Regions from separate parts of the Mus musculus genome. Here regions 1 and 3 are each linked to region 2. A link is a contact called in ENCODE Hi-C or POLR2A ChIA-PET data. All regions are on one chromosome and are shown on one strand. Each heading gives the region's core, a stretch centred on a gene start or an enhancer-like site at or near the end of the contact. The rest is flanking DNA. Distances are from core to core; before and after follow the strand shown. Region 1 holds the start of Actb (actin, beta). Region 2 overlaps Tnrc18 (trinucleotide repeat containing 18). Region 3 overlaps Fbxl18 (F-box and leucine-rich repeat protein 18).

Region 1 (3,517 bases), core at 927-3,426, 120 kb after region 2:
TGAGGTAGTCTGTCAGGTCCCGGCCAGCCAGGTCCAGACGCAGGATGGCGTGAGGGAGAGCATAGCCCTCGTAGATGGGCACAGTGTGGGTGACCCCGTCTCCGGAGTCCATCACAATGCCTGTGGTACGACCAGAGGCATACAGGGACAGCACAGCCTGGATGGCTACGTACATGGCTGGGGTGTTGAAGGTCTCAAACATGATCTGTAGAGAAAAATAAATAATGTTGTCAAGTTCAGAAAGCCACAAGAAACACTCAGGGCAGGTGAAACTGTATGGATAGATCTGAGACATGCAAGGAGTGCAAGAACACAGCTAAGTTCAGTGTGCTGGGAGTCTCAGGACAGGGGCTCCACTTAGACCTACTGTGCATCTACTCAATACACACTCCAAGGCCACTTATCACCAGCCTCATTAGCTTTGTCACACGAGCCATTGTTAGTACCTAAACCCACAGCACTGTAGGGTTTAAACACCTAGTCAGAAAGGCAATTGAGAGAAAAAAAGACCTCGTCTGGGAAAGAGCAGAAACTGCAAAGATCCAAGGGAGACTCAGCTCATAGAAGGGAGTCCTATGGGAGAACGGCAGAAGAAAGACAATTGAGAAAGGGCGTGGCTGAGAAGCTGGCCAAAGAGAAGGGTTACCCGGGATACTGACCTGGGTCATCTTTTCACGGTTGGCCTTAGGGTTCAGGGGGGCCTCGGTGAGCAGCACAGGGTGCTCCTCAGGGGCCACACGCAGCTCATTGTAGAAGGTGTGGTGCCAGATCTTCTCCATGTCGTCCCAGTTGGTAACAATGCCATGTTCAATGGGGTACTTCAGGGTCAGGATACCTCTCTTGCTCTGGGCCTCGTCACCCACATAGGAGTCCTTCTGACCCATTCCCACCATCACACCCTGTGGAAGGGAACAGCCTTCTTAGCACCGGCATCGATCCCCAAGAAAACCCCAGGCTTGCCACTCCCAAAGTAACAGGTCACTTACCTGGTGCCTAGGGCGGCCCACGATGGAGGGGAATACAGCCCGGGGAGCATCGTCGCCCGCGAAGCCGGCTTTGCACATGCCGGAGCCGTTGTCGACGACCAGCGCAGCGATATCGTCATCCATGGCGAACTATCAAGACACAAAAGAAGGCTATAGTCACCTCGGGGCCGCCAAGAGCAGCCGCTGCCGCCCTGCCCACTTCCGGCAAGCCGCGGGCTCGAGCCGCCAGGGGGCGCGCGCCCAAGCTCAGGGGACAAAGGAAGCGCAGACCGGCCGCATTATTACCATAAAAGGCAAACGCTGGCCCGGAGGCGGACCTAGGGCAGGAAGCCAGACCTCCGCCCCCTCCCCAAACGGGCGCAAGCTCCGCCTACACTGCGCCGACGGGCGGCTTGTGCGCGCGCGGGAGGCGACCACACCCAGCAGGAAGCGCAAACAAGGCGCCCGTGCCACTGTGACCCCGCCCCTTCCGGACAACGGCCCCGCCCTCGCCCAACCCCGGGCAGCCGCGCTCCCAGCCTCAATACGCACGCGCAGCTAACTAGGAAGAGGGGGAGAGGAAGAGCTCCCTCCCTAGCGCACACGCGCCTCGATGCCCAGTGATAGAGAGCGCACGCGCAGTGGCATCCCAGCCCCCACCCGGCCGAGCCGGCCCTGCCGCGCCCGCCCGCCCGCCCGCCCGCCCGGCAAGCCGAATAGGCAAACCGGTTTGGACAAAGACCCAGAGGCCATTGAGGCGTGATCGTAGCGTCTGGTTCCCAATACTGTGTACTCTCAAGATGGACCTAATACGGCTTTTAACACCCGCAAGCCGCACCGGCTCATCAAATGCCCACACCGCGACCCTAGTGTGTCCCCAAGCCCCACGCACCGAGCGGGAGCGGGCCCACGAGTGTCTACACCGCGGGAATGTGGCTGCAAAGAGTCTACACGCTAGGCGTAAAGTTGGCTGTGCCAGTGTCCGCTCCGCGGCCCGGCACCACCCTCCACCCGCCCATGGTGTCCGTTCTGAGTGATCCTCAGGACCCTGCAGTGAGGTACTAGCCACGAGAGAGCGAAGGCCCGCTGGGCCCGGCGTCCCTGCTTACCTGGTGGCGGGTGTGGACCGGCAACGAAGGAGCTGCAAAGAAGCTGTGCTCGCGGGTGGACGCGACTCGACAGTGGCTGCGCGTTGCGCCGCCGGGTTTTATAGGACGCCACAGCGGCCACTCGAGCCATAAAAGGCAACTTTCGGAACGGCGGGCGCTGATTGGCTCCGCGTCGCTCACTCACCGGCCTCGCCGCACAGTGCAGCATTTTTTTACCCCCTCTCCCCTCCTTTTGAAAAAAAAAAAAAAAAAGAAGAAGAAAAAAAAAAAAAGCGAGAGAGAAAGCGAGATTGAGGAAGAGGATGAAGAGTTTTGGCGATGGGTGCTGGCTCCGTAGGCCCAGATGTACAGGAATAGCCTCCGCCCTTGTGGACACTGCCCCATTCAATGTCTCGGTTACTAGGCCTGCATTCTGGGGGTCACCCAACCACCCCAGGACCCTCTGGGTGTGGATGTCACGTGGATATCGAGCACTTAAGTGGATGAGGGTCAGCATCGAGGCCCGGACCCTATTTGTGTGGCCTCTTGTTTGAGGGACACGCGGGGCCTGGATTGAATGGACAGAGAGTCACTCCCCCTTGCTAGCAATTGCTAGCAATAGCCGGAAAGCCAGATCCGGGGGGGCCCCTTCTGCTGTGGTTCTAATTTGCTAGGTGTGTTGGGGTTCAACTTGGAAGCAGAACTCTGGTTGGAGAGGTTTTCATGGATCTTGACCTCTTAGAGACTCAAGGCCATCCTATCCCAAGCATAGGGCGAGCCCCAGTGGTCCAATAACTGGAGGTGTTGCAAGAAGATGCCTCCAGATATCCCCTGCCCCGGATCTAGAAAGGAACTGTGCTCAATAGAACAAACAAAACTTCTCATGGAGTCAGGCACTTTTGGAGAACTGCCTGATCACACCCAGGCAAGACTAAGCCTGGGCCGTTAGCTAGTGTCTCTGGGTGACTGCCAGACATCGCTGGGCTGGGGCCCACCATCTATCCTCTATTTATTATGTGCAGCCACAGCTGAGTTGTGCACTAGTCCATCTGCCAGCCGTGGGGATTCTGGGAGTGACAAGCTGCTCAGGGAAAAGTTGGTGGTCACCGGAGCCCCAAATCCTCCAGAGAGAAGCAGCCCCTGTCCCCCTCACCTAAGTACCAGTGTTCTACTTAGCAAGCCAGCTATTTGGCTGAGAGCTACACACGGGGTCAGGGTTGAGGGCCGGATCCCTCAGCTTAGCTTAGAAGGACACGCACCTTCTGGGAGAGTGTGACAGAAAGCTGGATTTAGGCAAGAAGGGTGCTTCAGGTGAGATGCTCTGGGCCTGCCGTGCCTCAGTGCATGCATAGGTAGGTGTTCACTGGCTCACAAAGTGTAGGTGTTGAAACCAAAGAAGGCTTCATCCATATATGGACTACAGTGGCCAGCTTCCTTGTTCTTGGCTGGTGGCAGGGCATTTTG
Region 2 (3,437 bases), core at 508-3,007:
ACCCAACTACCTGCATCAGAACGTACGCACTGCGAAGCTCAGGTTCGAAGCAGGACCCTCAGCCATCTCCTCTCTACACAAACTCAATCAATAAACGGTAAATGCCAGGAAGGACAGACATCTGTCTGAAGAGTGAGATATGCAAAAGAAAAAGCACCCGGGAGCAGAGAGAAGGCCACAAGAGCTGGGATAAACAAGAAAGGAATCAGAAAAGAGAACTCAGTGACAGAGCCCCTGCCTAGAATCCCCCAATGAGGGGCTGGGGCGTGGTTCAGTGGTAGAGCCCCTGCCTAGATTCCCCCAGTGAGGGGCTGGGGGCGTGGCTCAGTGGTAGAGCTCTGCCTAGAATCCCCCAGTGAGGGGCTGGGGGCGTGGCTCAGTGGTAGAGCTCTGCCTAGAATCCCCCAGTGAGGGGCTGGGGGCGTGGCTCAGTGGTAGAGCTCTGCCTAGATTCCCCCAGTGAGGGGCTGGGGGTGTGGCTCAGTGGTAGAGCTCTGCCTAGAATCCCCCAATGAGGGGCTGGGGGCGTGGCTCAGTGGTAGAGCTCTGCCTAGATTCCCCCAGTGAGGGGCTGGGGGTGTGGCTCAGTGGTAGAGCTCTGCCTAGAATCCCCCAATGAGGGGCTGGGGGCGTGGCTCAGTGGTAGAGCCCCTGCCTAGAATCCCTGGTGAGGGGCTGGATACTGGCAAAATTATAGCCAGTATGTAGCATACATGAAACAGGTTTTCATTCCCAACAGTGGGAAAAAAAAAAAAAAGCATCAGATAACAAATAACTTCCTCGACCCAAATGTCAACCACATCCTCTTCTCTTTCCACATGCACTTACGACTCTTTTGGGCACAGGTATTCTGGACACTAAGTCATGAACCACCCTAAATACAAAGGAATACCCTACCATGTCACAGAACCCTATTCAGACTAGAAAACTTGTCCCCTGTCATTCAATCCCAGAATAACCAGGTGCTGCTGCAAACCCCCATCATCAGAGGACCAGCTTCCGGGGCTAGGTATCCCTCCCAAAGCAAAAGGATCGGTTAGTCAGTCAGCAAACATCCACTCAGCACCAGTTCCTTAGACTTCCACGCTGGGGGAATTCAAAGACAGGGCACACAGGGAACACATCCTGATTCAAAGTCCAAAGTCTCAGACGCCTTAGGGACACCTGGGCACAGTCAACAATGGATAAGGAGTGTTCTACCAGGAAACAGGCATAGGCCAGCTGGAGCACTGGGTGATGCAAAGAGAGACACCGCTGAGCTGAGCAGGATGGGGGGGAGGGGGAGGGGAGTGACAGCACAGGCCTTTAACTTGTGCAGAGACAGGAGTGTCTCTGTGAATTCAAGCCCAACCTGCTCTGTGTAGTGAGTTTTTTCCTCATCAGGGCTCCATAATGAAACCCCCATCTCCAGAAAAATAACAATAGCGCAGGCAAATAGACCCAGGCACAGCACTGCACCTCCCGGGGGCAGGGCGTGTCCCAGAAGCCTGCTCTGACATTACAAATGGGTCAGAGTGAGACAGAACACCTGGCCTTGCTAGGTTGTCTGGGAAATAAGCCTTAGAGGATTCCAGGGGAGAGGCCACAGAAGGGGCTGCTAGCAAAGACCACAAAACCCAGAAGGCAGCAGGAGGCAGGCAGGGGAGGGGAGGGGAGGAGAGGGGAGGAACCCAGGAGATGGCAGGAGATACAGGTATGGGTGTCTAGTCTGGAAATCGCATGGGAGCATCTTTTCCTGGTAGGTGACCCTGGGCTGTGGTCTAAGAGGCTGGGGACATGGAACAATGCCTGCCTGGCTTGAGATGTTGCACAAGCAAGGACCAGCTGGACGTGATCTTTTCTGGGCCGTCACTCAGCCTGCCATGACATCACCAGGGTACACCCGAGCAGTTTCAATGCCTGGACCCACAAGGCCCTCAGCACGGCAGCAGGCTCTGCCCTTAGCTGACACGGTACAGGGCTCAATAAACATGTTGAAGATCAGTCTCCAAAATACACAAGGACTCAAGGACACCGACCAACTTACCAAGCTCTGGGGAAAGATTCAACCTCACTGTGAATTAAAAGAAACAAGCCCAGGCCGGGTATGGTGGCGCACACCTTTAATCCCAGCACTCCGGAGGCAGAGGCAGGCGGATTTCTGAGTTCGAGGCCAGCCTGGTCTACAAAGTGAGTTCCAGGACAGCCAGGGATATACACAGAAACCCTGTCTTGAAGAAAAAAACAAACAAACAAGTCCAGTGTGGTAGCTAAAACCCGCAACGGCAGCACTTAGGGTAACAAGGTTGAGGGTAGTTTGCCTCAGCCTTGGCTATAACAAGACCTCATCTCAAAACAACAAAAAAAAGGGGGACGGGGGGGGGAGATGGCTCAACAGATACAGTGCTTGCTGTGCATGGCCAAGGACAGCAGTTCAGATCCCATGTCGGAGCTCTTACAATGAAATAGGAGGCAAAGGCTGGGGAGTCCCCCAAAAGCCCACAAACCTGGCAGCCTGGTGGACACAGTAAGAAACTGTGTGAGGCCCTGCCGTAAACAAGGTAGACAGCAAGGACTGACACCCAGATTGTCCTCTGACCTTAAAATAGGCACATGGCACACAAATGCCCAGATACTCACAGGAACTCTGTCTGTCTGTCTGTCTGTCTGTCTGTCTGTCACACACACACACACACACACACACACACACACACACACGATAGACAGACACACAAAGACATGACAGGTAGACAAATAGCCAGACAGGCAGACAGACAGACAGACAGGAAAATGAAAGGGACAAAAAAAAGTAAGCTGAGCGAAATAATCCGGTGGCCACAACTGCTTGCCACACAAGCTTGCCGACCTGAATTTGGCCCCCTGAGCCCTGCAGGAGGAGAATCAACTTTAGGAAGTTTTTCTCTGTCCTCCCTATCTGCACACAGCAAGCACACGTTCAGACACTCATGCCCATGCGCACACCCGCTTGCGTGTGCGCACACACAACTGATAATAAACAATCATTTTACAAAAGCAGCAGCAGCAAGTTGGGTGCCATTGATGGCTCAGCAGGTGAAAGGGATGTGAGGCCCATTTCTCAGCTCTGTGGGCACTAACACACATGTGACACACATATGACACACATGCACATACAGTTTTGGTTTTGTTTTCTTGTGGTTTTGGTTTTTGTTTTGTTTTGTTTTGTTTTCCAGTTAAAAAAGATTCACTAAAGCCTGTCAGGAAGCCGCCTCTTACTATTCAAAAGCATTCATTCATTCTTTCATTCATTCATTCATTCATTCATTCACCTGGTTCCCCAGCACCCTCCATGCTCCAGGCCCCGCGCTGACTGGACCCCAAGAGGCACTGAATGAGTCAACACCGGGCTCTACCCCACTGGAAGGCTTACGGTTGGTCTATTCCTAGGAATCCCTAGGACAGAACAAAGCGACTCAACA
Region 3 (3,243 bases), core at 702-3,201, 97 kb after region 2:
AATGTGAGCTCACATAAGCTTATATGCCTCACATCTACACAGTTGCCCAAAGTGGCCAGGAGAGGCTATCTTGGCTGTCTTGGAACTTGACCTGTAGACCAGGCTAGCCTCTGCCTCTGGCGTGTTGGCATGTCCCAGCTGCAGTAAGATGACTTCTGAGTCATCTCTCCAGCCCCATGTTGTAAGAACTGACCCAGGGCTTAGTGTCAGCTGGGCAAGCACTCTACCAACTACGCTAAACTCCCAGCCCCTTACTTGCTTGTTGAAATGGCCTTGCTTATAGGCCAAGCTTGCCTTGAATTCACCAAGTATTCCAAATTCCCAGTTCTGCCTCAGCTTCTGAATTGCCGGGAGTCCAGCCTTTACAAGGATGAAGGAAGGAAGGGTCAAGAAGTCTTTCTTGGGCCCACATCAGACACAGTAAACTCAAACTTTGGCTTCTAGACTCCAGGATAAACTCTGTACCTGAGGCTAGCCCTAACTCCTGGGCTCTTTCTGTCTCAGCCTTCCATGGCTGAGACCAGAGACTATCCATGGGAACTAGTCCCCTGCAGCAGGCCAGGCCCTCTGATCATGCTGCTAGAATCTGGTGCTCCATCTCCTCAAAGTCGGTAACGGGCTGAGGACACTGAGTCCTGGGGACAGCAGTACTGTCTGAGACCTCCCGGTCAGCTGCCAGGCCTTGCCACTCACCTCCGGAGGAGCGACTGCTGCAGGCTCTTGCAGGTGGTAAGGGATTCTCCGGTGAACATGTGACACATGACGACCTGCAGGCAACGGGCCATAAAGGCCAGCACGGCATCTGGCTGCAGGGTGCCGCTGCGAGATACCAGGCACAGGCGCTGCAGAGACGAGCACTGGCCCAGTGCCTGGAAGAACTGAGCGTTGGCGTTGAAGTAGGGCTGCTCCAACCTGCAGAGAGATGGGTGTGAGCTCTAGGGACTTGACTCCAGGGATGAGTGAGGCTAGCCACTGCCTACAGACCTGCCAGCTCAAGGCTATCACATCCCATCTTCAGTATGCCCTCCCCCCAAACCCCCCCCCCCCCCCCAGTTCTCATACAGCCACAGCCACACCTGCTGGCCTTAGGGGACTTACATGCAACTGCCCTAGGGAGCCGATCTGATGGCAGAGATAGATCAGCCACCTGGACTTTTATTTTCAACGCTGGGAACTGAACTTAGACCACACATACACTAGGCAAGCACTTCACCACAGAACCGTATGCCCAGCCCTTTGGATTTTAAATCTTAGATGGGGTCTCGCTCCGGTGTCCTGGCCAGCCCTGAATTTAGTTTCCTTCTGCCATAGCTTCGCAGGGTGAGAAAGTGGCAGGTAAGAGGGATGCAGGGTCATGAGCAGCAGAGAGAGAGAGAGAGAGAGAGAGAGAGAGAGAGAGAGGAGAGAGAGGAGAGAGAGAGAAAGAGAGAGAGAGGAGAGAGAGAGAGAGAAGAGAGAGAGAGATAACCAGCCAGCCCATCCCAATGCTCCTAACAGCACGGGGTGGAAGCCCAGTGCCAGGCAGCAGTAGCTGCCACCTCCACCACTAGGTGGCAGTATGGACTTGCACTAAAGCCCAGGTATCCTGGGGCTTAGTTACACACTGTGTCCTATACATACTTTCAAACCTTTTTCTAAGTAGATAGCCACTTACAGAACTTTGCCCTAAAAGATGTTATGTGTCACAGAGGTCAACCAGTCACCCTCCAATTGTGGGGCCAATGAGCCCTTACCCTCTCCCCCGTGAACAAGGCTGGTTAGCACCCAGCACTGCCGGGGAACTATCTAATGTGGGTACCATCTGACATCTGAGGGTAGGCAGAGAACAAGGAAATGGGACCCACCCAGATTGGGCCACGTTCCACCTCCACGTCTTCCCAGCTGGCTCAAACTACCAGCCAGCAAGGACATGCTGCTCTGAGATGACTGCACCTCTCCCCTCTGATGCTGTACTCTGAGCCAGGGGGGATGAGGGAGAAGGTACCCCTGAGACTGTGCCAGGCCTGGCTCAAGTGGCTCTTGCTTCCACCCAGGCAGCCTAGGGTGACTCAGGGGAATACTCCGCCTCCAGTGTGGGAAAGGTGGCACCCTTTTCTGCCTGACACGTGATCCTCTCGCCATAGGGGTGCACTCCAAACCCACATCTAGAACAACCTGTCCTTGTGGCACCTCCACCCCACAGGGAGCCAGGCTGGTACCAGCTCAGGTTCATGGTAGGCTGGGGTGGAGGTGGTAGTAGGTGAGCCTGGGATTCCCAGGGCTGCCACCAGAACACCACCACCATCCCCAGGTAAATAAAGGTGTCCTTTAAGCCCCCATAAACCCAGGAAGCAAGCCCAGAGCACACAAAGCCTCCTGAGCCTATAGCTAGCTCCTGCCACCTACTGCAGCATCTCTGGGCACGCCTGCCTCAGAAGGCAGCAATCCAGAGGAACGGGGCCATTTGGCTGTGTTCTGGCAGCCTGTGTGTTCAGAACAGGCAGTACCTTACACAGCAGACAGGCGCAGGCTGGAGCCCGGGCAGAGATGCCACATGAACTGTGATCAAGCTCTGGGGAAGACCCACAAGACGAATTCATCTCCAGGCTTGCAGGGCTCCTGTGATGCACACATGGTCCTGCCTCTGCAAAGGATGCTGGCTCTCGGGACAAACCAATATACAGCCCAGGCTGGCCTGGAACCCAGTCTTCCAGTTCAACCTCCTGAGAGCAGGGATCAGAGGTGTTCACCACCATGCCTACTGCAAAAACACAAGGTTTGATGGACAGGCGGGAAACAAACATGGGGGGACGGTGCAGGGGGAGCAGAAGATCTAGAAAGATCTTGGCTCTAAAAGATTCAAAGGCTCCCCTGGGTTCCTTGAATCTATAAAACCAAAGGAAGTAGGCGACAGCAGTAGCCAGCAGAGGTCATCCGCCAAACAGCAGCATTCTCTGATCCATCTTTCCTTTCTCCTCTTTCTTTTTTTGAAACAAGACAGTCTCACACAGCCCAGCCGGGCCCAAACTACGTAGCTAAGCATTAACTTGAATTTCTGACCCTCCTCCCTCTGCCCATCCCCCCGGGCTGGCTTCGCAGGTATCCTAGCACACCCAGTTTATACAGATGGTACTGAGGATGGAAGGCCTCTACTGACTGAGCTTCAGGCTCAGCCAGGATCTCTACACATTTGCCTTTCAGGCAAACAATGACTATGCATGCGCTAACTGTGGCTTCAGGAAAGGCCAGGGGTGTGACAGGCCA

Evidence for each region. A loop is a pair of places that touch in the nucleus more often than their neighbours do. ChIA-PET counts read pairs that join two places held with the same protein, here RNA polymerase II (POLR2A).
Region 1: POLR2A ChIA-PET joins it to region 2 with 12 read pairs in embryonic stem cell. The contact joins the promoter of Actb here to the enhancer-like site in region 2. POLR2A ChIA-PET finds 5 or more read pairs at or near these places in 4 of 5 experiments (Patski and embryonic stem cell).
Region 3: a map of T-helper 2 cell shows a loop between it and region 2 (2.3-fold over the local background). The contact joins two enhancer-like sites. A Hi-C loop is called at or near these places in 5 of 37 maps with a recorded cell type or tissue (T-helper 17 cell, T-helper 2 cell, gastrocnemius and 1 more). POLR2A ChIA-PET finds 5 or more read pairs at or near these places in 1 of 5 experiments (embryonic stem cell).

Annotation. Positions count from the first base shown.
Region 1 is chr5:142,904,578-142,908,094 of GRCm38, forward strand. Actb (actin, beta) reads right to left here and starts at 2,177. Exons shown (of 6, transcript NM_007393.5): 1 at 2,075-2,177; 2 at 987-1,115; 3 at 660-899; 4 at 1-205. The coding sequence starts at 1,109.
Region 2 is chr5:142,781,459-142,784,895 of GRCm38, forward strand. All of the region lies in intron 4 of Tnrc18 (trinucleotide repeat containing 18), which reads right to left. Among named protein-coding and RNA genes, the nearest start is that of Gm31365, 29 kb to the right of the region's middle. Within about 2 kb of position 1,758, at least 1 of the 3 ENCODE cell types and tissues checked has a DNase peak (open chromatin) inside an H3K27ac peak, as active enhancers do; it is heart, where a contact is called at or near this core.
Region 3 is chr5:142,877,965-142,881,207 of GRCm38, forward strand. It overlaps Fbxl18 (F-box and leucine-rich repeat protein 18), which reads right to left. Exons shown (of 5, transcript NM_001033312.3): 4 at 694-912. Among named protein-coding and RNA genes, the nearest start is that of Fbxl18, 16 kb to the right of the region's middle. Within about 2 kb of position 1,952, at least 1 of the 3 ENCODE cell types and tissues checked has a DNase peak (open chromatin) inside an H3K27ac peak, as active enhancers do; it is heart, where a contact is called at or near this core.